2 separate regions of the Homo sapiens genome follow, and region 2 is linked to region 1. Evidence: read pairs that join two places in POLR2A ChIA-PET (ENCODE). Cell type or tissue: HepG2. All regions are shown on one strand. Each heading gives the region's core, and the rest is flanking DNA. Links, peaks and the distances in the headings are about the cores only.

The links. Peaks named below come from ENCODE experiments on the same cell type or tissue, not always from the same donor. Only the 100,000 strongest peaks of a DNase experiment are listed, where the experiment ranks them.
Region 2: POLR2A ChIA-PET joins it to region 1 with 12 read pairs; 6 of 35 experiments call an interaction of 5 or more read pairs at or near these places.

What each region holds. Positions count from the first base shown.
Region 1 is chr2:207,863,322-207,875,801 of GRCh38, reverse strand. The region is part of intron 6 of PLEKHM3 (pleckstrin homology domain containing M3); the gene reads left to right. Among named protein-coding and RNA genes, the nearest start is that of FZD5, 100 kb to the right of the region's middle. In HepG2, for the core only: no CTCF peak of the experiment used is centred there; a DNase peak (open chromatin) is centred at 5,311; H3K4me3 peaks cover 854 bases.
Region 2 is chr2:207,786,699-207,799,178 of GRCh38, reverse strand. No RefSeq gene overlaps it. Among named protein-coding and RNA genes, the nearest start is that of FZD5, 23 kb to the right of the region's middle. RefSeq lists enhancers at 1,461-2,445, 2,446-3,431. In HepG2, for the core only: a CTCF peak has its summit at 3,319; DNase peaks (open chromatin) are centred at 2,488, 4,688, 6,808 and 7,438.

The sequences.
Region 1 (12,480 bases), core at 1,433-9,432:
CAGGGCCTCACTGTGTTGCCCAGCTGGCCTCAGAATCTTAGAGTCAAAGGATACTCCCACTTCAGCCTCCTAAGTAGCTGAGACTACAAGGTGCACACTACCCACACTACCACGCCCAGCTAAACCTAAGTTGTGTGTTTGTGTGTGTTTTCAATCTGGCCAGTGTTTCTCTTTGAGGACCTATACTGCAGTGAACACCCTCCACATTTCCCTGTACACTTGTGTGAATATCTCTGTAGTGTAAATTCATTAAAGTAAGACTGCTAGGTCAAAGGGTATGCATGCTTCGCAGTTCAATAAATATTGCCAGTCCAGTTGCCTTCTGAAAAGGTAGAACCAATTTAATACTTCCATTCACTGTCTTGAGAGTGCCTGTTTTCCTGAACACACATTAATTTTCTATATTAACAATATTTTTAATCCTGGCCAATCTGATAAATAAAAATTAACTTCACAGTGTTGTTTTAATTTGTGTTTTTTCCATGAGAAGTAAAGTTGAGCATCTTTTTAATATCATTATTGGCCATTTGTAGTTTTTCTGAATTGCCTTTTTATTAACATGTGTTTAAGTTATAACATTGGTCTTTTCCTTATTAATTTAAGAGAGCTTTGTGTATACTAAGGAAATTGACACTTTTTTCATATAAATAGGAAATTTTTTTTTGTTTCTGTCATTTGACTTTTAAATGATATTTTATATTGAACTAATTGTTTACTTTATATATTTAGATTTATTACTTTTTTATAGCATCTAAGATTACAAAATATTTACCCCACATAAATGGGGTAAATTCTATTTTTCTAATATTCTAAATTTCTAATATTTTTCCCTAATGTTATAGTTTTAAAAATATTTTATGGTTTTCTTTTTATATTTAAGTCTTCAGTTTATCAGAAAATATAGTTTTTAAAGGCCAGACATGGTGGCTCATACCTGTAATCTCATCACTTTGGGAGGCCAAGGCGGGCGGATCATGAGGTCAGGAGTTCAAGACCAGCCTGGCCAATATGGTGAAACCCCATCTCTACTAAAAATACAAAAATTAGCCGAGCATGGTGGTGTGCACCTGTAGTCCCAGCTACTCAGAAGGCTGAGGCAGAAGAATCACTTGAACCCAGGAAGCAGAGGTTGCGGTGAGCCAAGATCGTGCCACTGCACTCCAGCCTGGGCGACAGAGCAAGATTCCATCTCAAAAAAAAGAAAATACAGTTTTTTTGTTTGTTTTTGAGACGGAGTTTCATTCTTGTTGCCCAGGCTGGAGTGCAAAGGCACGATCTCGGCTCACCGCAACCTCCGCCTCCCAGGTTCAAGCAATTCTCCTGCCTCAGCCTCCCAAGTAGTTGGGATTACAGGCGTGTGCCATCACGCCTGGCTACTTTTGTATTTTCAGTAAAGACAGGGTTTGTCCATTTTGGTCAGGCTTGTCTCGAACTCCCAACCTCAGGTGATCCGCCCACCTCGGCCTCCCAAGGTGCTGGGATTACAGGTGTGAGCCACCATGCCCGGCCTGAAAATACAGTTTTTATGAGATGAGTTAGGGATCCAGCTTATTTGCTTTCCCTGATGGCTAACAACTTGCCCCAACATCATTTATTTAAAAATTCATCTTCCCCACCTTTATTGTATAGCAAATTCCCATGTATTTGAATCCATATTCCGGATGTACAGGTGCCCAGGCATACAGACACTGCAGACACAACAGATAATATTCTAGAAATATAGGACATGTGAAATTGTAATCACTACTGTATTGAAAGTTGTGGCTTCTACTTGTGGACCTTGAAGCAAAGAGTAAAAATCCCCAACCATCTTAGACAATGATATACAGGCTAATAAAAGCACCTATTTCAATGTACATGCAGGGCTTGTTTTTCCTCATCAGTGAGCCAGCAATGTATTAGATCACAACCTTCTAACCAGGGACTCACTTTAGTTTCTCATTTAATCTCAGGAATGGCTGGTCCCATAAAAGCTGTTAAGTAATAATAATGTTGAGCCCTTATATTGTACTTTACATCCCGAAAGTGCTATCTAAACATTAACTAATTAAATGCATTGATGAAAGGAAGGGATTTGTAGAGGTTTTCAGGAAAACTGATAACTGGTTGCATACCTGTGAGGGGATGATTCTTAAAAGGCCTTACTTCCCTCTTTGAATGGAGCTCAGCAGGCAGGGGAACAAAAAGCTGGTGACATTATTTCACTTTTGTTGAGAATTTCCTGGAGTATCTTCTAATTAGTCTGGTTAAACTCACCTTTTATCTAGCTCCGCAGATATTCCCTTGCAACATTCTTGGAGCTATTCAACAAGTTTCTTTTGATGTCTTCCTTGTTGGTTAATTATAAAATCGTACAATCTTCAAATTGAAAGAGATCCCTATTGATCATCTAGTTTTGAATGACTGAATAGAATCACTTTATTTTGTAGATGAGGAAACTGAGGCATGGAGAAGTTAAGTGATTAACAGAAAAGGTCATAGAGCTTACTGGGGACATAGCTGGGAATAGAAACCAAGATTTCCAACTCCCATTTCAGATCTCAATCAGCTTCATTGAGCAATGAAACTTTCTTCCCTCTTTATAAGCCTGTGTTCTCTATTTTTTAAACTTAAAAAAAAATTGCCACAGAACCATCAAGCCCAATTTCTTCTTTTTTTAAATATCACTATCATTGTTATTATTATTATTATTGCTTTCATCCTTCCCTACTTCTTCCCTTCTTTGCTCTCAGCCTTTCATGTCTCTCCTAACTCTTATGGTTCATTCCCCTACATGATCAGGTAATGCTACTTTTGTTTTTCCTCTGTTTCTGAAAAGCCATATTTCTTTAGTTTCTCCCACATACGTACATACAGGGAGTTGCTTTGTTTTGCTTTCTGTTTTTCCTCAGCTGTAGTTGCTTCTCCTTTTAATAAAGTTACTTCTCTAGTTTTGGCAAATAGCCTAAGGTGTTTGTTTGTTTGTTTGTTTGTTTGAGACGGAGTCTCACTCTGTTGCCCAAGCTGGAGTACACTGGCGCGATCTTGGCTCACTGCAACCTCCGCCTCCCGGGTTCAAGTGATTCTCCTGAGTAGCTGGGATTACAAGCATGCAGCACCACCCTCGGCTAATTTTTTTGTAATTTTAGTAGAGACGGGGTTTCGCCATGTTGGCCAGGCTGGTCTCAAACTCCTGACCTCAGGTGATCCATCCCCCTCAGCCTCCCAAAGTGCTGGGATTACAGGCATGAGCCACTGCGCCCGGCCGCCTCGGGTTTAAGTTGATGATAAATCCATTTCTGTCACAGAATTTTGTGTAACTTTAATTTATGAGTTTCCCCTAGTTGAGCCAATAAGATGCTGTTAAAGATCATCTTCATATTCAGAAAATTGCATGAGATGTGACCATTAAAAGAATTTTTATACAAGAACTTCATATAAGGACTAGAGGTATTATTTTTCAATAAGCCAAAGGCAGATCCAGTTCAGATCAAAACTGTGGATCTAAACCTGGGCTAATTTAGTCTGCACAATCCTGCTTCTGTGCAGGAACTCAGTTTTAGAAATCTTACATTTCTACAAGGTGGGTCAGTAGGCATCCAGTGACCTCAGAATTCCTGAGCTGAACCAAATCCTGGGGCTACACTCTGACCTCAGATGCCCTCAGAAAGGCCCCTTCCTTGGAGTAGCAAGGGGTGCTTAAGAAAGTGAGTCAGAAGTTGTCACTAATTAGCTGGGTGATCTTAGGTAGAGCTCATCACCTCTCTGGGCTCAGTTTTCTCATATATTAAGTAACGAAGGTGAGTTAAAAAGTCTGCTTAGAACTTTTCCTCATTTACTGCTCAATGAGTCAGTAATGTCAGAACTCGGGCTAAAAGGAATAGTAGAGACCTAAATCAGATTTATTTCAAACATGTAACTAACTCAACAGAGAAGCACAATTCTGCTGACCATCTATGAGAATTTTCTGGAATTGTCTCAATTTAAAATACTGTAGTTTATTTTCCTCATAAATAAAACACATGTACCTATATCAGATCATATAACCTGTTTTGAGCTCAGAATATTTGGACCACATTCTTGTACTTACTCTTTGCAAATGCTTCATTAAGTTCCATGGAGTTGTGGTTTAACTAAACCACAACCCTTGAGGCACTTAGTGCAGAAAAGCTGTCTGAAGTAGACCCCATCCCATATATTTTTCTGGATAAGAAATGTGCCTTCTCGGTTTCATCTTTGCCATTCTAGCCACTGAGAAAAATGAAATTGAAATTTTTTAAATCTTTTATTCCCTAAGACCTAGTTTCCAGCAGAGAGCAAAATGTAATTTGATAGGAGTGATGGTGGCCACTCATAAATCTACCCAATTGCATTAAACCAGATTAAACTATCACATAGTTTCCCAGCTCTAAGCAGAAATTATCACCTTTGGGAGAGGATCAGATAAGAGCTAATTGGTGGCATCACAATCCACCCTCAGTAAAGTGCTTGATTAGCCAAAATTTAAGTCTTGTTAGAGTAGTCCCATAATGGATTGGGGAGGGTGAGGAGCAGCTAATTAGAAAAGAGACACTTCTATGTTTATGTACAAACATCCCAGCATTGAGCCATGATAAGGAGCTCAAAGGTTAATTATGGGAAAATGGAGTTTTGAACAACTTTTTGAAATAGGAATATCCCATATACTTTGGTGATATTTATTTATTTTGAGATGGGGTCTCGCCCTGTCACCCAGGCTAGAGCACAGTGGCCCAATCATAGCTCGTAGTTCACTGCAGCCTCAAATTCCTGGGCTCAAGGGATCCTCCCACCTCAGCCTCCTAAGTAGCTTGGACTACAGGTGCATACCACTGCAATCGGCTAATTTTTTAATTTTTTACAGAGATAGGGATCTCACTTCATTGCCAGGCTGGTCTGGAACTCCTAGGCTCAAGTGATCCTCCCACCTTGGCCTCCGAAAGTGCTGGGATTACAGGCATCAGCCCCCACATCCAGCTTACTTTTCATTTTCTATTTTTAAGGATTGATGAGTAAGAGAAGTAAAATTTAAAATTGAGGATTCAGAATAGTCTCGTGAGGTGTGTTAGGATTTTCAAGCTTGAGCAGAATCCACAGGCTGTTTTTTCCTAACTTCCCATGAACTCACCTGGCCAAGGCCACTAGACTTCACTCTACCCACCTATTAAATGAACTGAGAAATGACCCTAGAAACAAAATGCAACCTTTCATGGTTGTCTGGCCAGGCAAATGCAACTGAACTATATGGGAAATTATTTCACAATGTGTGACAATGTTGATTCTTCCATTTCGTCAAGCCAGCCTGTTCCTAGTGAGTGGCAGGTGACCGTTCACTGTGAATTGGGTCTTTTGGTTAGACTTTCAGAGACGGAGTTGTTTGTCAAGTGCAGCAGCCCTCTTCACCAAAGCATTCCCGACAGTCGCTCCAAATCTAGATGTTACACAATGGCTAAGGAAGCTTGTTTTGAAATGGAAGGTAAATTGACAAATCAGAGGGAAGGAATTAGCCAATGCATAAGGAAATTTGATGAGAAAGAGCTTTTTCCTCTCTTTTTTCTTGCCCAGGTTACTAGTTCTCTGTCTTCTCCGCCCCCCATAAATTTTGAATTTTGTGGTGGTGCTGAGGGAGTGAAGGTAACCAACATAAAAGAATCATTTGTGCCCTTTTCCCAATCCCACAGATCTCTATTGGCTGCAGACCTTGAACATGACACTGCAATTTCCTGGTGCCACACATGAGTAATAAGCAGCTGTTTCTGAAACTGTGGTTTGGGGAAGGCAGCACTAGGTTATTTTTTAACTTAATTGTAATTTTTGATTGGTCTGCAAGAAAGTAAATCAAATAAAGTCTGTTGTCTTAGTCTGCAAGAAAGCCATAGGCCTCAAATTCCAATGCTGACCATCTTGACCAGAATAGAAGAGGGAGGCAAAATGTGTGTATCCCTGAGCTGGAAGTTCAACCAGGCAGATTTCATGGGCTTCTTTCACACAAGAAGGGTAAGCATATTTGACATATTTGTCAGGGACTGGATGGTGGAAAGTGATATTTGGCAGTTCCTTGAGTTCTAGAAGTACCTAAAATGATGGTGAAAAGAATTTATAGACAGACTGCAAAGGTGGAAAAATAGCAAAATCTGGAAGCCGATACAAGCTTGATGCTACATTTTGTCTTTGTGTTACAGGGCAATAAAGTGACCTAATTTTGTTACAAATGAAAATGTGTATTCTTTGAATACCCAGTTAGTATAACACCTCTGAAATAGTCATATATACACACTCCCCAAGTAAATAAATCAGACTAGTACCTTCCTTAGTACAAGACATTAAGTTTAATGGAAAACAGAAACAAACTTTCACCCTATTTTGGACATCTGCCTTTTCTCAAGGAGATAGGGCAATTTGGTATATGGAGAAAGGGAAAGGAGGTTGAGTGCAGGGAAGCAAGGAAATGGGGGAAGAGCTACACGTTTCCTTCTAATTACACTGTCATGATTTTGTTCACGTAGACATGCCCTTTGAGGGAATAAATAGAGATAACTAAACCTCATCTCAGGTCTGTTTCACTATCACTAGTCATATTACCAAATGACCGCCTGGTTTAACTAAAAACTACCAGCCTTCTAATGCTAAAGATGAAGTGTCCTTTTGACTTTTTGAGGGGTTGTTATAAAGTTATATTAGCCTATGACTAATTTAAGTACAAGTAGGAAAGGAGTAAGACACAATTTCCAGGTGTTGCTAAGATGTTATCTTACGTAAGTGATTCAGATTAAGTTTGAGGCATGTTAAATGTCTTCCCCCTAGCATTTTGGCCTTGGCAAAATTACGTATGCTTGTACAAGCCCTGTTTTCTTATTTACAGCAATACCAGAAGAAATGGATGTGACTGCTTTACATTAATTTCTACTGATCCCATCCAAACAGATAATATCAGAAGAAATGGATGTGACTGCTTTACATTAATTTCTACTGATCCCATCCAAACAGATGAACAACTTGATGTCTTCCTTTAAAAAAAAAATGACATGTGGCCTTCATAGCTTTTTTCCTTCCCCTTGATGTAAATCTCAAGTGTTTAAAAGGAGGAATGAGTCTAAATCATAGAAAATCTCTATTTAGATTGGGATAAGCTAATTAGCTATTATTTATTGATCCCTTGCTGTAAGTCAGAAACTATATTCGATGCTTTCAATGTATTAAATCTGATCCTTCTCTCAACCCTGCAAAGTGGATACTGTCCTAATTTTTCAGTTAAGGAAACTGAGACTCAAAGAGGTTAAGTAGCTTGCCAAAGTCTCACAGCTGGAAAGTAGATGAGCTAGAATTTGTCCTCAGATCAGCCTTGCTTTTTCCACTCTACCCCACTACTTCCCAATACCCAGAGACAACTGAGTTATGATGGGGTATGGAAAGCTCCCGAAGGCCAGCCCCTCTGGGAGACTCCCTAATGAGTCCACCACTATCCATTGGAAAATACCCCAGTTTCTGAGAAGCAAAAACTCTACCATGTTTAGATTTAAAAAAAAAAAATAATAATAAGCTTTGACCAGTTAAGGAAGTCATTTTGAAGTTTATTTTGTCCTAGTTGGTCCTGGCTTGATCTCAGTGATAGTAGATTCCCCTGCATCAACTCTAGCCAGAGCACACTGTTTCTAGGACTTTTCCCCACGCTGAGCCCTGTTGAGGACTGTGGTCACTCTAGCAAGTCACAGCAGTTTAGGGTTGACATAGCAGAGTTCAAATGTCTGACTTTTCTCACTGTTGTGTACTTGTTGGCCAGGATGCCTCATTTGACTTTGTCTCACCCATAGTCATTTTCAGATCCAATGGCCCAGTGGCATTCTGGCAGCTCTTTTCTATTCTTCATTCTTGGTTGGAACCTGAAGGTAGTATGCTCCTCTGGCTTTGGTCTAATATTTGAGGCCACTCTGCCTTCCTAGTATTTGTATAATATGGCCCCTTAAGCCCCTACCGAGATGGCTAGGAAGTGGGAGTGAAAGTTAAGGCTCTTGGGATGGTGGGAGGAAAGACAATTGATTTATTTTTGAGCACGTATCCAAAATAAATAAATAATATATTTATAAACATAAATGTATATGTCTATGTGTGTATGTATGCATTTATGTATGTATTATATATAAAATGATTTATATAATTTTGTGTGTGTGTGTGTCTATGTATGTATGCTTTTTCAAAAAGAACCCTAGGAGAAATCACACCTGGAGCCCACTTCTTCATAGTGATGAAACCTCTGGACCAGATGCTAGGATGGCCGGATTCTGTTCCTAGTGCTTCTAATAGTTGTATTCAAAGACAAGATTAACCCTTCTGAATATATCTTTACCCCTGGAAAATTATAAATGTAAGGTTTTCCTTCTACAATATTAAAGGAATGTTTGTAAATTCTAAAATAAACTTCATACTATTACCTCACTTTTCTGGATAAAAAAATTCCAGCAGCTTCAGCCATTTGGAACATGGCCATGAATGTAAGCTGACAAATGGGAAGAGCAATTAATCAAGTAAATCAAGTATAAAGAAGCAAAAGGATCCCTGAATAGCTGAGCTGCCACAGAGGCCATGCACTCTTTATCCTCCTCCTTGAATCACACAGCAGAACGATTGAAAATGTTTGCGACACAAGACAACCTAAGATATGACTGCTGACAGCCAGGGGTAAAGACAGAAAAGTGTCCTTGGTTAGTCAACAAGAACTTGGGTGCCTGGAAGACGGGATATTTCAAACAAGTATGAGACTGTCTTTGCCCTCAAGCAATTTATATTCTCTTAGATTTCTCCATATAAAATTGCCATTTGTATGGGTAAAAATTGTCAAATATCATCATTTTTAAATGTTCAGTCTACAATTGGATAAGCAAAACAATCGTATGTTAAAAGCAAAGAGTACAAAACAGCATCAAGTTCTGTATTATATGATGTAAAAGTTAATTTCTAGGGAGAAACACAAGAGATTTATGGTGTCTGAAGTAGCCAAAGATGGCTTTCTAGATCAAGACAGGGTAGATCTGAGCTGTGAAGCCTACATGAAATTTAAGTAAGGGTTAAGAAAAGTGAAACTCCAGATAGAGGAATGGCATGGATGAAGGCACAGGAGCAAGAGCAAGCATGTTCTACATAGGGGAAAATTTGCTCACAACAGGAGGTACATGTTAAGAAATACGAAATGAGTTTGGATGGCTAATATGGAATCCACTTGCATACCAGGCAAAATATAAGCTCCAGTTTTGTCCAGTTCACTCTACATTGAGTGTCTGGGACATAGTAACTCAATATAATTTTATGAAATGAAAGAGTGAAGAGTTTTGATTAATGATACACTTAAGAATTCGCCAGGCCCAGTGGCTCACACCTATCATCTCAGCACTTTGGGAGGCCGAGGCAGGCAGATCACACAAGCTCAGGAGTTTGAGACCAGCCTGGCCAACATGGTGAAACCCCACCTCTACTAAAAATACAAAAAATTAGCTGGGCATGGTGGCTCATGCCTGTAATCCCAGCCACTTGGGAGGCTGAGGCAGGAGAATCGCTTGAAGCTGGGAGGCAGAGGTTGCAGTGAGCCTAGATCACACCACTGCACTCCAGCCTGGGTGACAGAGCAAGACTCCATCTCAAAAATGAAGAATTCACTAAAGGTTTGAGGGAAGAGATGGTATGTGATGAAAGTGATGTCTAAAACTGATTAATATGTATGCATGATGGATCTAAGAAAAAAGACTGACATCTAGAAATAAAACTAGGAGATTAGTTTATTAATCTAGAGAGGAGAGATAAAAGTCTAGGGCAGGGTGGAAAAAAGAGACTTACAGTGAAGGCATTTAAAAGAAAATCAGCATGAACCTTGAACACTTTATGCTAAGTGAAAGAAGCCAGTCATAAAAGACTACATATTATATGATCATATTTACATGAAAGCTCCAGAATAGGCAAATCTATAAAGACAGAAAGTATATATATATATATATATATATATATATATATATCTTTTTTTTTTTTTTTTTTTTTGAGTCGGAGTTTTTGTTCTTGTTGCCCAGGCTGGAGTGCAGTGGCACCATCTCAGCTCACTGCAACCTCTGCCTCCTGGGTTCAAGCAATTCTCCTTCCTTAGCTTCCCGAGTAGCTGCGATTACAGGCATACACCACCATGCCCGGCTAATTTTTTTGTATTTTTAGTAGAGATGGGGTTTCACCATGTTGGCCAGGCTGGTCATGAACTCCTGACCTCAGGTGATCTGCCCGCTTCGACCTCCCAAAGTGCTGGGATTACAGGCATGAGCCACTGCATCTGGACAGAAAGTAAATTATTGGTTCCTTGGGCTTGCAGGGGCATGGCAGAGGGAAAACAGAAGTGACTACTAATGGATATAGAGTTTTTTCAGAGGGTTAGTGGAATGCCCTAAAATCGATTGTGGTGATGTTTCACAACTCTGAATAAACTAAGAACCATTGAATTGTAGACTTTAAATAGGTGAATCACATGGTATGTGAATTATATCTCAGTATAGCAGTTATTTTAAAAGAGGGGGAATAAATGAAATGTGGTGAATGACGGGATATACGTATTTAATGGAGAAAATGAGTCATTCACTATAAACTCCATAAGTTCCAGTTTGATTCTTACTGAAATAATAAAAATAACCACTAGTACCATTATTAATACTGTTTTAGGAGCCCTGGGTGATGCAACAAGAAATGAAACATAAACAAGAGATATAATACTAGAAAAACCAAAAGAATCACCTAGAAGTAATTAGCATCAATGGAAATTCAGTAATTATTGTCATATAGTAAATGCACACAAATGTCAATATATTCTAATATACCAGCAATAGCTAATAAGAAAAATATACAAAAGTTTAACCTTAAACTAAATAATAAATGTGAGTAGCTTGTACAAGGAAATAAATTTGTATTAAGCAATAATAAGTGAAGATTTAATAAAATGGAGATATGTATCACATTGTTTTAAAGGAAGACTGAATATTATACAGATACCAATCCCCAGAGCTTATTAAGGTCCCTATTTAAGAATAAATATACATTGCTAACAGTGTAAATTTGGTGAAATATTTCAAGAGCCTTCAAAATGTTCACACCCTTTCTCCAAGGACTAAATAGAGAAAAAACTTTATGCACAAGATGCTCAAACTTCTCCTTTAGAGCCTAGATAATAACTCTCATGTCTTCCTCAAGGTCTTCTCTTCCCAGTTTCATCAACCTTTACTCACCTGGTTTCCAGACTGTTCTCTATCCTGGTTGTTTCCCCCTAAATGGACTATAGTTTGTTAGTGCCTCTCTTTAAATGCCTCATTAAGTTTGGTTGTTTAGAGAAGAGTAAAATGAGAAAACCAAACTCAACTGAAGTGCTACCATCACAATTTAGAAATAACCCCATCACGCATTAAAAAGTGTTTACTGGTGGTTGCATATATGATTTGGTAGTGGCTGTTTCTTAGAAAGTATATCTCATGTGTTGGTATTAGGAGCATGCCTTACTGGGGTTTATTGGAGTTAATGGTTCCTCAGAGAACATAAATAAAAGAAGGTCTATCTATGGCTTCCTAAAGGTAATGGAGAGAAAAGTAAGTTGAAGAATGGTGGGAAATGTATGCTTGACTCAAAACAGCCAGGATAATTTCTACCCCCTTTACTAAGAAAATAAATTCTACTCTTACAAAGCCTTCTTCAGTTTAATGCAAAATTATTATACATTGTTTTTTCAAATGCAAAAACACAGCTATATACAAAGTGACAATTTGCTTGCACCAGGAGATACATAATAAGAAATAGAAAATGAGTTTGGAGAGCTTATATATATATATATAAACTTTGTATATAGTTGTGTTTTTGCTTTTCTAATATATATATATATTTTTTTTGCTTTTCTGACTTATTGCCCTCCCTAGAGTTAACCACCATTATATTTATTTATCTCTTTTTCATAGAAAAGTTATTCTTTTATTATTTTAAGGAGGTAATACATTGCCCAATATGCCAAAGCAGTAGGGAATTAGAGGCAGTGAATGGCCAGGTTTTTTTTAAGAGCCTCATGCTGCATCTCTGAGGTCCTATCTGCCCACAGCCCACGGCTGCTTACATAAAGACCGGGTCGGTGGACAAATGACCCAACTCGACACCCATTAACTGAGAAAGGGCTCAATCAGCAGAGGCACTGCCAGGGCCCAGCACGCCGGGTGGCAACCCCCGCTGCCACCACCAGCTTCCGAAGCTAGTGCCTTAGTGGCAGCCAGTGTGTCTAGCACTTGATTTTATTTCTGTGAGCCTAGAGTGGGCAGGACGTGAATAAATCCTGAGTCATAAATTAAGGTGAAAGACTTAGTAGTGTTAATACTCTGGGTGAGAAAAGACAACACTGTCTTGGAGGAGAGTGGGCTTGGAGTCTGGTGGAAGAAAGATGGAAACCCCCAGAAGGGCCTCGGCCTGCAGGCACTGCCTTGAGGCCAT
Region 2 (12,480 bases), core at 2,350-10,349, 78 kb after region 1:
GGGTTTCACCGTGTTAGCCAGGATGGTCTTGATCTCCTGACCTCGTGATCCACCCGCCTCGGCCTCCCAAAGTGCTGGGATTACAGGCGTGAGCCACCGCGCCCGGCCCCGTCAATTCTTGTGGTGTAAATACCCACACGGTTACCGGAAAGGGCCCCAATGCAGACCCCGAGAGGGTTCTTAGATCTTGCACAAGAATTTGAGGCAAATTCATAAGAGTGAAAGCCAGTTTATTAAGAAAGTAAAGGACTATAGAATGACTAGGCAGAGCAGCCCCAAGGGCTGCTGGTTGCCCATTTTTATGGTTATTTCTTGATCATATGCTAAACAAGGGGTAGATTATTCATGAGGTTTCCAGGAAAGGGGTGGGCAATTCCTGGAACTGAGGGTTCCTCCCCTTTTTAGACCATATAGGGTAACTTCCTGACATTGCCACGGCATTTGTGAACTGTCATGGGGTTGGTGGGAGTGTCTTTTAGCATGCTAATATATTATAATTAGCGTATAATGAGCAGTGTGGACGACAAGAGGTCACTCTCCTGGCCATCTTGGTTTTGCTGGGTTTTTGCCGGCTTCTTTACTGCAACCTGTTTTATCAGCAAGGTCTTTATGGCCTGTATCTTGTGCTGACCTCCTATCTCACACTGTGACTTAGAATGTCTTCACCTCCTGGGAATGCAGCCCAGTAGGTCTCAGCCTTATTTTACCCAGTCCCTGTCCAAGATGGAGTCGCTCTGGTTCAAACGCTTCTGACACCACCATGACCAGTTTCAAGTTACCAGCATGATGTCGCTAAATGGAGAGTTGGGAAAAGCAGTAGACTAGCACACTATATTCCACAGAACTTCTACCATACAGATACAACAGACGTAACCTCCAAAGCACAGATACAAACACAGTCAAATAATTAGTAAGTGATGAGTTCTGTGTATTTATTACCTTTGTTCTAAACATAATTTACTTAATTATAAGTTTATGTAATAAACTTTTTATTTATTTTTTTTTTTAGGCACTCTCACTCTGTTGCCCAGGCTGGAGTGCAATGGCGCTATCTCAGCTCACTGCAACCTCCGCCTCCTGGGTTCAAGAGATTCTCCTTCCTCAGCCTCCCGAGTAGCTGGGATTACAGGCATGTGCCACCACATCCGGCTAATTTTTGTATTTCTAGTGGAGACGCGGTTTCACTATGTTGGTCAGGCTAGTCTCGAACTCCCGACCTCAAGTGATCCACCCACCTCGGCCTCCCAAAGTGCTGGGATTACAGGTGTGAGCCACCGCGCCCAGCCTATTTATTTATTTTTTGAAACGAGGTCTCATTGTGTTCCCCGGGCTGATTTCAAACTTCTGGGCTCAATCAGTCCTCCCACCTCAGGCTTACCAATGGCTATGTTTAACCATTCGCTTACTAAATTCTTTTTTTTTTTTTTTTTTTTGAGACGGAGTCTCGCTGTGTCATCAAGGCTGGAGTGCAGTGGCACGATCTTGGCTCACTGCAAGCTCCGCCTCCCGGGTTCACGCCATTCTCCTGCCTCAGCCTCCCGAGTAGCTGAGGCTGGGACTACAGGCTCCCGCCACCATGCCCAGCTAATTTTTTGTATTTTTAGTAGAGACAGGGTGTCACCGTGTTAGCCAGGATGGTCTCGATCTCCCGACCTCGTGATCTGCCCGCCTCGGCCCCCCAAAGTGCTGGGATTACAGGCTTCAGCCACCATGCCCGGCCACTAAATTCTTGAAGTTTAACAACCAGCTCTGGCTTCCTCACACTGCTGTCTCTAAGTCTGTTCTTTCTCACCTGTGAATTGGAAAGCACAGCAAGCAATCATGCTTAGAGGCGAGGATTAAAGAAGAGTGTGCCCTTGAGTGCACAGGAAAGAGTTCGTGACTGTTCTTGGTCAAGAGGACCTCAAACAGAAAGTTACTTGCTCCCCCTGGCTGGGCCAGGAGAGCAGCCATGTGGGGCTTGTAGCAACTCACTGCACACAGGGCAGCCGTTTTCAGAATTCCAAGGGGAGAAAGCAGCCAGAAAAGGGTGTGAGCTCACCCTGTAGGCCCAGGAATTGACCCTTGGGCCTGGCTTGAGAAACAAGAGCTAAGCAGTCAGGCAGCCGGCTCCACCCCTCCACTTTACACAGAGGCCACTTACACTGTTTGCTAAAATCAAGACCCTTCTTTTGAGGTAGATCAGGTTACAGGTAAGGTGATTATTGTTTCTAATGGTCTGCAAACAGCTTCTCAACTGTTAACCCCTCCAGCATCTGGGGACACTTGGACAAGCCCTGCCTGGGCAGAGCTACTCAAGCCCCCTGAGCTCAGAGGACTGAAATATGTCCCAAGAACGGGGCCGGAGTTAGTGGGGTCCCAGGCCAGCCAACAGGTTGAGGCTGAGCGCTCGGCACCCATCTTCCCCAAATAGCCTGTGACTCCCTCCTGGCAGTCTCATTCCTGGGAGTTTAAGCCAGGGACTGGAGAACTCATTTGGCTTTGGAGACAAGCCAAATCTTGTCTGCAGAGCAAGTAAATAAAAGAGGCAGGATCAAGTGGCACTACATCCTTTGTGCCTGTCAGACTCTGAATTCTAGGCCCCCACTGCCCATCAGTGGGAGCTTGGGCAAGTTACTAATGTTCTCTGTGCCTCAGTTTCCTCATAATGTATAATGAGGATAAAATGGTATCCACCCTGAGGAGTTATGGGCCAAATTATAGGCAAATGCATGGAGAGCACTTAGCAAAATACCTGGCACATAACAAGTACACAATAAATAGTAACTGCTATTACTATTATTTTAGTAATATTTTAATGCGTGTAGATATTCTTTTTTTGTTGTTTCCTCGAGAGAGAGTCTTGCTCTGTCGCCCAGCCTGGAGTGCAATGGCACGATCTCAGCTCACTGCAACCTCCACCTCCTGGGTTCAAGTGATTCTCCTGCCTCAGCCTCCCAAGTAGCTGGGATTACAGGCATGTGCCACCATGCCGGGCTAATTTTTTGTATTTTTAGTAGAGACAGGGTTTCAGCATGTAGGCAAGGCTGGTCTCGAACTCCTGACCTCAGATGATCCACTCGCCTTGGCCTCCCAAAGTGCTGGGATTACAGGCGTGAGCCACCACACCCGGCCGCATGTAGATATTCTTATAGTTAATAAAATGCAAATCCATTTAGAAGCATTGCATTTAATTAATATGCTTTTCTTTTCTGTATTTTCCCATTCAGTAGATATAAAAAGTGTCATAAAGGGCCATCTTTGGGGTGTTTAGACTTTTAAAAACAGTCCTCATTCTTGGGAAACCACTGATCTAGCCTATGAGAGATCAGCACTGTCTCCATGTACCTCAAGAGGGCTCAGGCCCATGAAAGATGACAGGATTTTGCACAGTTGAAATGGGAAAAAAAGGCCAGGCACGGTGGCTCATGCTTGTAATCCCAGCACTTTGGGAGGTTGAGGTGGGTGGATCACCCGAGGTCAGGAGTTTGAGACCAGCCTGGCCAACATGGTGAAACCCCATCTCTACTAAAAATACAAAAATTAGCTGGGCACGATGGCAGGCGCCTGTAGTCCCAGCTGCTCGGGAGGCTGAGGCAAGAGAATTGCTTGAACTCAGGAAGCGGAGGTTGCAGTGAGCCACGATTGTGCCACTGCACTCCAGCCTAGGCAACAGAGCAAGACTCTGTCTCAAAAAAAAGAAAAAGAAATGGAAAAATAGGCAATGGGGATTAGACAGTGTCACCTTAGATGTCAAGAAGGAAGAGGGAGGCCAGGCATGGTGGCTCATGCCTGTAATCCCAGCACTTCGGGAGGGCGAGGCAGATGGATCACCTCAGGTCAGGAGTTCAAGACCACCCTGACCAACATGGAGAAACCCCATCTGTACTAAAAATACAAAATTAGCCGGGCACGGTGGCACATGCCTGTAGACCCAGCTACTTGGGAGGCTGAGGCAGGAGAATCACTTGAACCTGGGAGGTGGATATTGCAGTGAGCCTAGATCGAGCCAGTGCACTCCAGCCTGGGTGACAGAGCAAGACTCCGTCTAAAAAAAAAAAAGAAAGAAAGAAAGAAGAGGGGGCTGAGGAGATGGGAGCCTGGGATGAGGTGGGATGGAAGGGTGTGGCTCTTCAAAAGAAAAACAATTCAGAAAAAAACAGTATCTTCAAAATGTTCTTTTACCCATTAGTGGCATCCACAAAATCTTTCTGAGGGCTCTAACATGGAAAAATAGTTAATATTAAAACAGAAGAACAGGAAATTGTTGAGATTCAGAAACGGCTGTTTTCAATTTTGTAGCTTCTTCCTCTCCCATTGCCAGTTACAGTGTGAGGTACAGGGTGAGCCCATTACACAGAATTACATTCATATATGCCCAGAAAAGGTCTCTGGAAGGTTATTGCATGAAAGAATGAATAGCAGTTAACTCAGAGATGTGAAATTTGAATATGGGGAAATAAGAATAATTTTTGCTGGCCGGGTGCGGTGGCTCACGCCTGTAATCCCAGCACTTTGGGAGGCCAAGGTGGGCGGATCACTTGAGGTCTGGAGTTAGAAACCAGCATGACCAACACGGAGAAACCCCATTTCTACTAAAAATAGAAAATTAGCCGGGCGTGGTGGCGCATGCCTGTAATCCCAGCTACTCCAGAGGCTGAGGCAGGAGAATTGCTGGAACTCAGGAGGCGGAGTTTGTGGTGAGCTGAGATTGTGCCATTGCACTCCAGCCTGGGCAACAAGAGTGAAACTCCGTCCCCGCCCCCCAAAAAGGAATAATTTTTGCTTACTTCTTTACTTCTATATAGTTTTGCAACAGTCATGTACTACCTTTTCCCCCATCTTTCAAATGTAGTTAGAACTTATGATATCCAAGTGCACAGATCTTGTGTACAATTTGGTCAGTTCTAACAAATGCTTACATCTGTGTAACCTACACACCTATCAAGATATGGAACATTTTTCGCTGGGCACAGTGGCTCACACCTGTAATCCCAGTGCTTTGAGAGGCTGAGGCAGACAGATCACCTGAGGTTAGGAGTTCAAAACCAGCCTGGCCAACATGGTGAAACCCCGTCTCTACTAAAAATACAAAAAATTAGCTGTTCATGGTGGTGGGAGCCTGTAATCCCAGCTACTCAGGAGGCTGAGGCAGGAGAATTGCTTGAACCCAGGAGGCAGAGGTTGCAGTAAGCCGAGATCCTGTCACTGCACTCCAGCTTGGGCGACAGAGAGAGACTCTGTCTCAAAAAAACAAAACAAAACAAAACCCAAAAAGCAGGATATGGAACATTTTTAAGATGAACCCAAAAAACTTTCCTCATGCCCCTTTCCAAGTAATCGTCTTCTCCTTCTGTCCTCTGTGCATCTTCCTATCCTTCCAGCCCCTGCAAGCAAACATGGACCTGATTTCTAGTTTTGCATGATCTAGAACATCGTGTAAGCAGAGTCATATGGCATGTACTCTTGTCTCTAGCTTCTTTCACTCAACATAATTTCTTAAGCTTCATTCATGCGGTCATATGGATCGGTAGTTTGTTCCTTTTTTTTTTTTTTTTTTTGAGACAGAGTCTTGTTTTGTCGCCCAGGCTGGAGTGCAGTGGCGCGATCTCGGCTCACTGGAAACTCCGCCTCCCAGGTTCAAGCGATCCTCCTGCCTCAGCCTCCCGAGTAGCTGGGATTATAGGTGTGGGCCACCACGTCCAGCTAATTTTTGTATTTTTAGTAGAGATGGCGTTTCACCATGTTGGTCAGGCTGGTCTCGAACCCCTGACCTCATGATCTGCCTGCCTCAGCCTCCCAAAGTGCTGGGATTACAGGCACGAGCCACTGCGCCCGGCTAGTTTGTTCTTTTTTATTGATGAGTAATAACCTGTTGCATGGATCTACCACAATTTGCGTATTCATCTGTCAGTTGACACCTGGACTGTTTTCAGTTTTTGATTATTACAAATAAAAATACAGAGAAAGGCCGGGTGCGGTGGCTCATGCCTGTAATCCCAGCACTTTGGGAGGGTGAGGCAGGCAGATCACCTGAGGTCAGGAGTTCAAGACCAGCCTGGCCAACACGGCAAAACCCTATCTCTACTAAAAATACAAAAATTTGCCGGGCATGGTGGCACACGCTTGTAATCCCAGCTACTCAGGAGGCTGAAACAGAAGAATTGCTTGAACCCAGGAGGCAGAGGTTGCCGTGAGCTGAGATCGCACCACTGCACACTCCAGCCTGAGCGACAGAGCAAGACTCTGTCTCTAAAAAACAAACACAGCAAAAAAAAAAAAAAAAAAAAAAACAAAAAAAAAAAACATGTCTAAGTCTTTTTGAAGATAGGTGTTTTTCCTCTCTTGGGTGAATGTCTAGGAGCAGAATGGCTGGATTAAAGCTGACTGTTTTCCACATTCTTCCTGTCACTCAGTACCTCAAGATTCACTGCCTGGACAAAATGGAGGCAAAGAGAGTTTGGGGGAAAATATAAGCTGGAATGGGAGGCGGCAGCATTTTAGAGTAGGAGATACCAGGAACTTGGATTTGTAAGACCTCAGCCAGCTCTCGCTTCTCCTGGGACTGACTTTGTCTTTGGTGAGTCAATCATTCAGGACCCCAGTCCCCTCATGTGTAAAGAGAGCAGTCATGCTAAAGAGCTCCAAGTAGGAGCACACATTTTCAAAGGTAGATGCCCCAGGAATGAAGCTGGGCCATTAGCCAACTCCTTGCCCCGTCTTGGAGGTGAGAAGACGTGGTCAGGCTCCCCACCACTGAGTCCAAGTGAGGAAAATGGCATGTTCAGCATGGCTTTCTGGAGGTGGCTAGGGAAGAACAAACCAGTGACTCATCTAGATCCAGGAAGTTCTGTCTTTGTTCAGCCTCCAGCTCACAGTTGAGCTGTGGCGGGGTGGGGGGGGGTGGGGGGAGGGGGGGAAGGGGGAGGAGATTCCGGTCTTCTGCACCTCCTTCTATGTAATCTGGAAAGTAAGCTTGGATTCTAGTCCCGGCCCACTACTAACCAAGGGAGCTTGGACAAGCCACCTAACATCCAGGCACTTCAGGGAGCTTCCATTCAGCAACATGTATAAAGCAGTCCCATAATAAAATAAGGAAATGTGTTATTAGAAGTGACAATGAGAAATGCTGAGGACTAAGGTTTGGGGATGTAGAGATAAGCAATTCATGAAACTCTGCAAACAGCAACTTCCCATCTCTCCCGGTTTTCTCTCTCAATATCTTTATTTCCAGTTCCCCAGTCAAATGCAACAGCTCCCCCAGCCACCCCCACCGCGCCCAACCCCTCTTGCCCCCCCGCCCCCCACCCCCCACACCAGTGAATGCCTGCTAGGCTCCAGGTGTTTATCTGGACTGGAATGCCCCCATCCCTGGAGGGTCAAATACTTCTTGCCAGGTAATAGAGCTCCAGGAGGACAGGGTTGGACGCTAAGAGAGGCAGGCCTGGGCTGGAATGCTGACTCCACTTGCTAGTGGGCAGATGTGGAACTGGGAGTTACCTCATCTCATTTTCCCCAGGTACAAAGTGGAGCCAGTGCTACCTTCCTTGGAGGAGTCTTTTGAGGACTAAATTAAAAGCTATAGTTTAGCATCATGCTAGTACATCATAGGTGCTGAAATAAACATTTGCACTGAATAAAAGTAAAGAACGATCCATGGATGTTTTTGGGGAGCTGTGAAAATAATTTGTTTAGGGAAGTGTTAGATATGGATCAGAGATCATGAGCTCCATGAATTTAAGGGACCCTGTCCTTCAGGTTTATCTGGCACAGTGCGTGGCATATCACTGGCACTTGATAGTACTTGTCCAATGAATTATTCCATAAGGAAGACCTTGGATAGCAAATTGTTCAATTTGCAAATCCAGTGATTGTTTTGTCCTTTTATTTAACAGTGATTACATGCTAATCTCCAGGGCAGGCTCTGAGAAAGGCACAGAAGCCAGACCCTGCCTTCTTAGGGGTGCTGCATAAAAGCCAGGTTTCATGATGTTAGGGATGAGGATTTGGCTGGGGAGTGGAAAAACTGGAGCACAAGGGACACTGATGGGTGGGAGGCTAGCCGGGAGGCTCTAGCTGTGGCTGGACAGGACCAGGCAAGGCTGGGAATGTGGCCAGAGGCACTGGTTTGAGAGATAGTACCAGGGGAGAGTTCTCAACTGGTGGAGGAAGGGAGACCTCAAGACAAGTTCAGGTTTTTGTAGACAGATTTTCTAGCCATGTGCTTGGCCACTGGAGAGTAGAACCTTCCTTGCCATGGTGGTGACAAGTTGTTGTGTCTTGGGGAGAAAGCCTCCCCTATTCCAGAAGGGCAGTGGGCTGGTGTGAAAGACCTCCACAGATGGGACTCCCAACCTTCTGGGAGTCCATCTGATTCTGCAGAGCAGGGGGTTTCCTGATGTTCCTGGGATATGGTAGAAACTTCAACTGCCCCTCTCCCTGCTCCACTCTGTCCTGCTCACAACAGGGTAGACTGATATTCACACTGATAGAGAGCACTTTTCCAGGGAAACCCCAAATGCCATAGCCTGAGGCCCAAGGCCTAGAGGCTTTCTGAAGAGGGTAGGAACTGGGCTGAGCTCAGAGGAGCTTGTTGAAATATTAAACAAGCATCTTTCACTACATGACCTCCGGGGTTTCAATTTGTGTCTCCTTAATATGCCATTAACTGTTCCATGTATTCCATTGTATTTACTTATTTCTTTCCTCATCCCCTACACCTCTGTTGGGAGGTTTTCAGCCATCTATTCACTTAACAATTATTCATGGAGTGCCAACATGCTGGAGATACAAAGGAAAACAAGAGGCCGGAGCGGTGGCTCATGCCTGTAATCCCAACACTTTGGGAGGCTGAGACAGAAGGATCACTTGAGGTCAGGAGTTCGAGACCAGCCTGGCCAACATGGCGAAACCCCGTCTCTATTAAAAATACAAAAGTTAGTCGGGCATGTTGGTGCGTGCCTGTAATCCCAGCTGTTGGGAGGCTGGCAGGAGAATTGCTTGAACCTGGGAGGCAGAGGTTACAGTGAGCCAAGATCTGCCACTGCACTCCAGCCTGGGCAACAGAGCAAGACGCCGTCTCAAAAAAAAAGGAAAACAAGGTAGAATTTCAGCCCTCCAGATTGGCAATTGCTAGTAAATAGTTAAATGTCATTATAGATTTGACCCAGCATTCAATTTACAAAAAATTTATTTTAAAGATATACTCCCATAGGTTCCAAAGTTTTGGTTTTTTGTGTTTTTTTTTTGAGATGGGGTCTCGCCCTGTTGCCCAGGCTGGAGTACAGTGGTGAGATCTCGGCTCACTGCAACCTCTGCCCCCCAACCCCAGGGGTCAGGCAATCTTCCCACCTCAGCCTCCTGAGTAGCTGGGACCACAGGGGCACACCACCACACTTGGCTAATTTTTTTGTATTTTTGGTAGAGACAGAATTTCACCATGTTGCCCAGGCTGGTCTTGAACTCTTGAGCTCAAGTGATCCACCTTCCTCAGCCTCCCAAGTGCTGGGATTACAGGTGTAAGCCACTGCGCCCAGCCTAGTGCCAAAACTTACATGTAAAAGGACAATCCCTGCACTATTTTGAATAACAATCCAAAATTAGGAACAATGCAGATGTCCATCAGTAGGGAACTGACAAAATAGCATATGATAAATCTAAACAATGGAATGTTATAATTGGCCCAATAAATACAAATTGATCTTTGTAGAATGGTAGGGAAAGATCTCTAAGAAAGATTATTTAGTAAAAAGTTATTATACTACTTTTGTTTTTAAAAATATATGTAATTGGCCAGGCATGGTGGCTCACGCCTGTAATCCCAGCACTTTGGGAGGCCGAGGTGGGTGGATCACCCGAGGTCAGGAGTTCGAGACCAGCCTGGCCAACATAGAGAAACCCCGTCTCTACTAAAAATACAAAAATTAGCTGGGTGTGGTGGTGCACACCTGTTGTCCCAGCTACTCAGGAGGCTGAGGCAGGAGAATCTCTTGAACCCAAGGAAGCGGAGGTTGCAGTGAGCTGAGATTGCACCATTGCATTCCAGCCTGGCTGACAAGTGAAACTAGGTCTCAACAACAGCAACAACAACAACAACAAATGTGTGTGTGTGTGTGTGTGTGTGTGTGTGTGTGTGTGTGTGTAATTATATGCTTACAAAGACAATCTAGTTTCTTTTTTTTTTTGGAGACAGAGTTTCACTCTGTTGCCCAGGCTGGGGTGCAATGGTGCTATCTCGGCTCACGGCAACCTCTGCCTCCCAGGTTCAAGCGATTCTCCTGCCTCAGCCTCCCGAGTAGCTGGGATTACAGGCATGTGCCACCACTCCTGGCTAATTTTGTATTTTTAGTAGAGACAGGGTTTCTCCATGTTGGTCAGGCTGGCCTCGAACTCTCGACCTCACGTGATCCACCTGCCTTGGCCTCCCAAAGTGCTGGGATTACAGGCATGAGCCACTGTACCCGCTGACAATCTAGATTCTACAGCTCAGCTGTCCAACAGGTGCCTATTGAACATGTGAGATGTGGCTGGTCTGAATTGAAATGTGCCGTGTGTATAAAATACACAGCAGATTTTGAAGATTTAGTAAAATACAAGAATGTAAAATATTTTAGTAATTATTTGATTATGTTTTGATTTTGTGAGGAAATAATATTTTGGGTATATTGGGTTAAATTAAACATAACGTTGAACATTAAACATAACATTGAAATTGATCTCAGCCTGGTGCAGTGGCTCACACCTGTAATCCCAGCACTTTGGGAGGCTGAGGTGGTTGGATAACCTGATGTCAGGAGTTTGAGACCATCCTGGCCAACATGGTGAAACCCCGTCTCTACTAAAAATACAAAAAAATTAGCCGGGCATGGTGACATATGCCTGCAGTCCCAGCTACTCGGGAGGCTGAGGCAGGAGAATCACTTGAACCCCGGGAGGCAGAGGTTGCAGTGAACTGAGATCGTGCCATTGCACTCCATCCTGGTCAACAAGAGCAAAACTCCATCTCAAAAAAAAAAAGAAAGAAAGAAAGAAATTGATCTCATCTCACCTTTATTTAAACTACAAGGAAATGGAAAATTACATATGTGGTTCCCATCATGTTTCTGTTGGACCACATGGTTCTACGGCAGGGGTGGCACACTGTGGTTGCAGGGCCAAGTCAGGCTGAATCCTGTTTTTGTAAATAAAGTGTTACTGGAACACAGCCACACCTATTCGTTTAGGTGTTGTCTGGCTGCTCACAGAGACGCTCTCCTTTGACCAAACTTGAATCAGGCTCCCCTGAGTCCTCTGCTTGACTGAGCTGACCTTGGGCTTCCCTCCCTGTCCTTGTAGAATCTACTTGGAGCAAGATCCCACTACGTTAGTTTAGTGAACATCCCCCACCCTCAATATCTTTATCACCCTGGTCTCCCTTCAACAAGAATTCTACTGAATTTGTCTAGCAAGAAGCCCCCTTACACCTGATGTTTCGTCTGAGTAATTTTCCATCCACTGCCACCAAGCCTGCTCCTTGGCTGTAAATCTCCACTTACCCTTGCGGGAGTTGAGCCCACTGCAAGACCCCACTGTGGTGGTCCCTATTCCTACAGTGATAGTTGCCTCCTAAGTAAAGTCTCCCTTCCCATATTTAACAAGTGTTGTGAGCCAGGTCTGGTGGCTCACACCTGTAATCCCAGTACTTTGGGAGGTCAAGGAGGGAGGCTCATTTGAGCCCAGGAGTTCAAAACCAGCCTGAGCAATATAATGAGAACCTGTCTCTACAAAAAATTAAAAAATTATCAGGCCATGGTAGTGCAAGACTGTAGTCTCAACTATGATGGAGGCCGAGGTGGAAGGATTGCTTGAGTCAGGAGGTTGGGGCTGCAGTGAGCCGTGGTCATGCCACTGCACTCCAGCCTGGGTGACAGAGGAAGACTCTGTCTCAAAAAAAAAAAAAAAAGTCATGAATAATTTTTCCTTAACATTGCTTTTCTGCTGTAAGGGCAAAATTGAGTGGTTGCAACAGAGATGGTGTGGCCACAAAGCCAAAAATATTAACTATCTAGCCCTTTACAGGAAAAAGCTCTCAGTGTTGCCCAACAGTGTTTAGATAATCTACAATGATTATCTTTGGAGATTGAGATTAGGGCAGATTCTTACATTTCTTTTTTTTTTCTTTTTTCCCGAAAGAATGTATTCTTTTTGTCAACAGGGGAGAAAAACAATTAAAAGAACTTGAAAAAATCTGCCCTCATAGGGTGCACATTCTAACAGATGGGTAAGTAAATAAAAATCTAAAGAGTCAAGGGAAAGTAGAAGGTCACTTAGGCGTTTGATATGTTAAGTAGATAATAACGGTAATAGCCAGTAATTATTGAAAGCTTAACTGGGTGTTGGACACTGTGCGCAAAGTGACATTTTAAATATTTATCTTTTTCTTCGAGATCAAAATAGCTTTATTGGCTTTTATGATTTTAAATGTAACACATGCTCATTGCAAAAATTCAGAAAATATTTTTT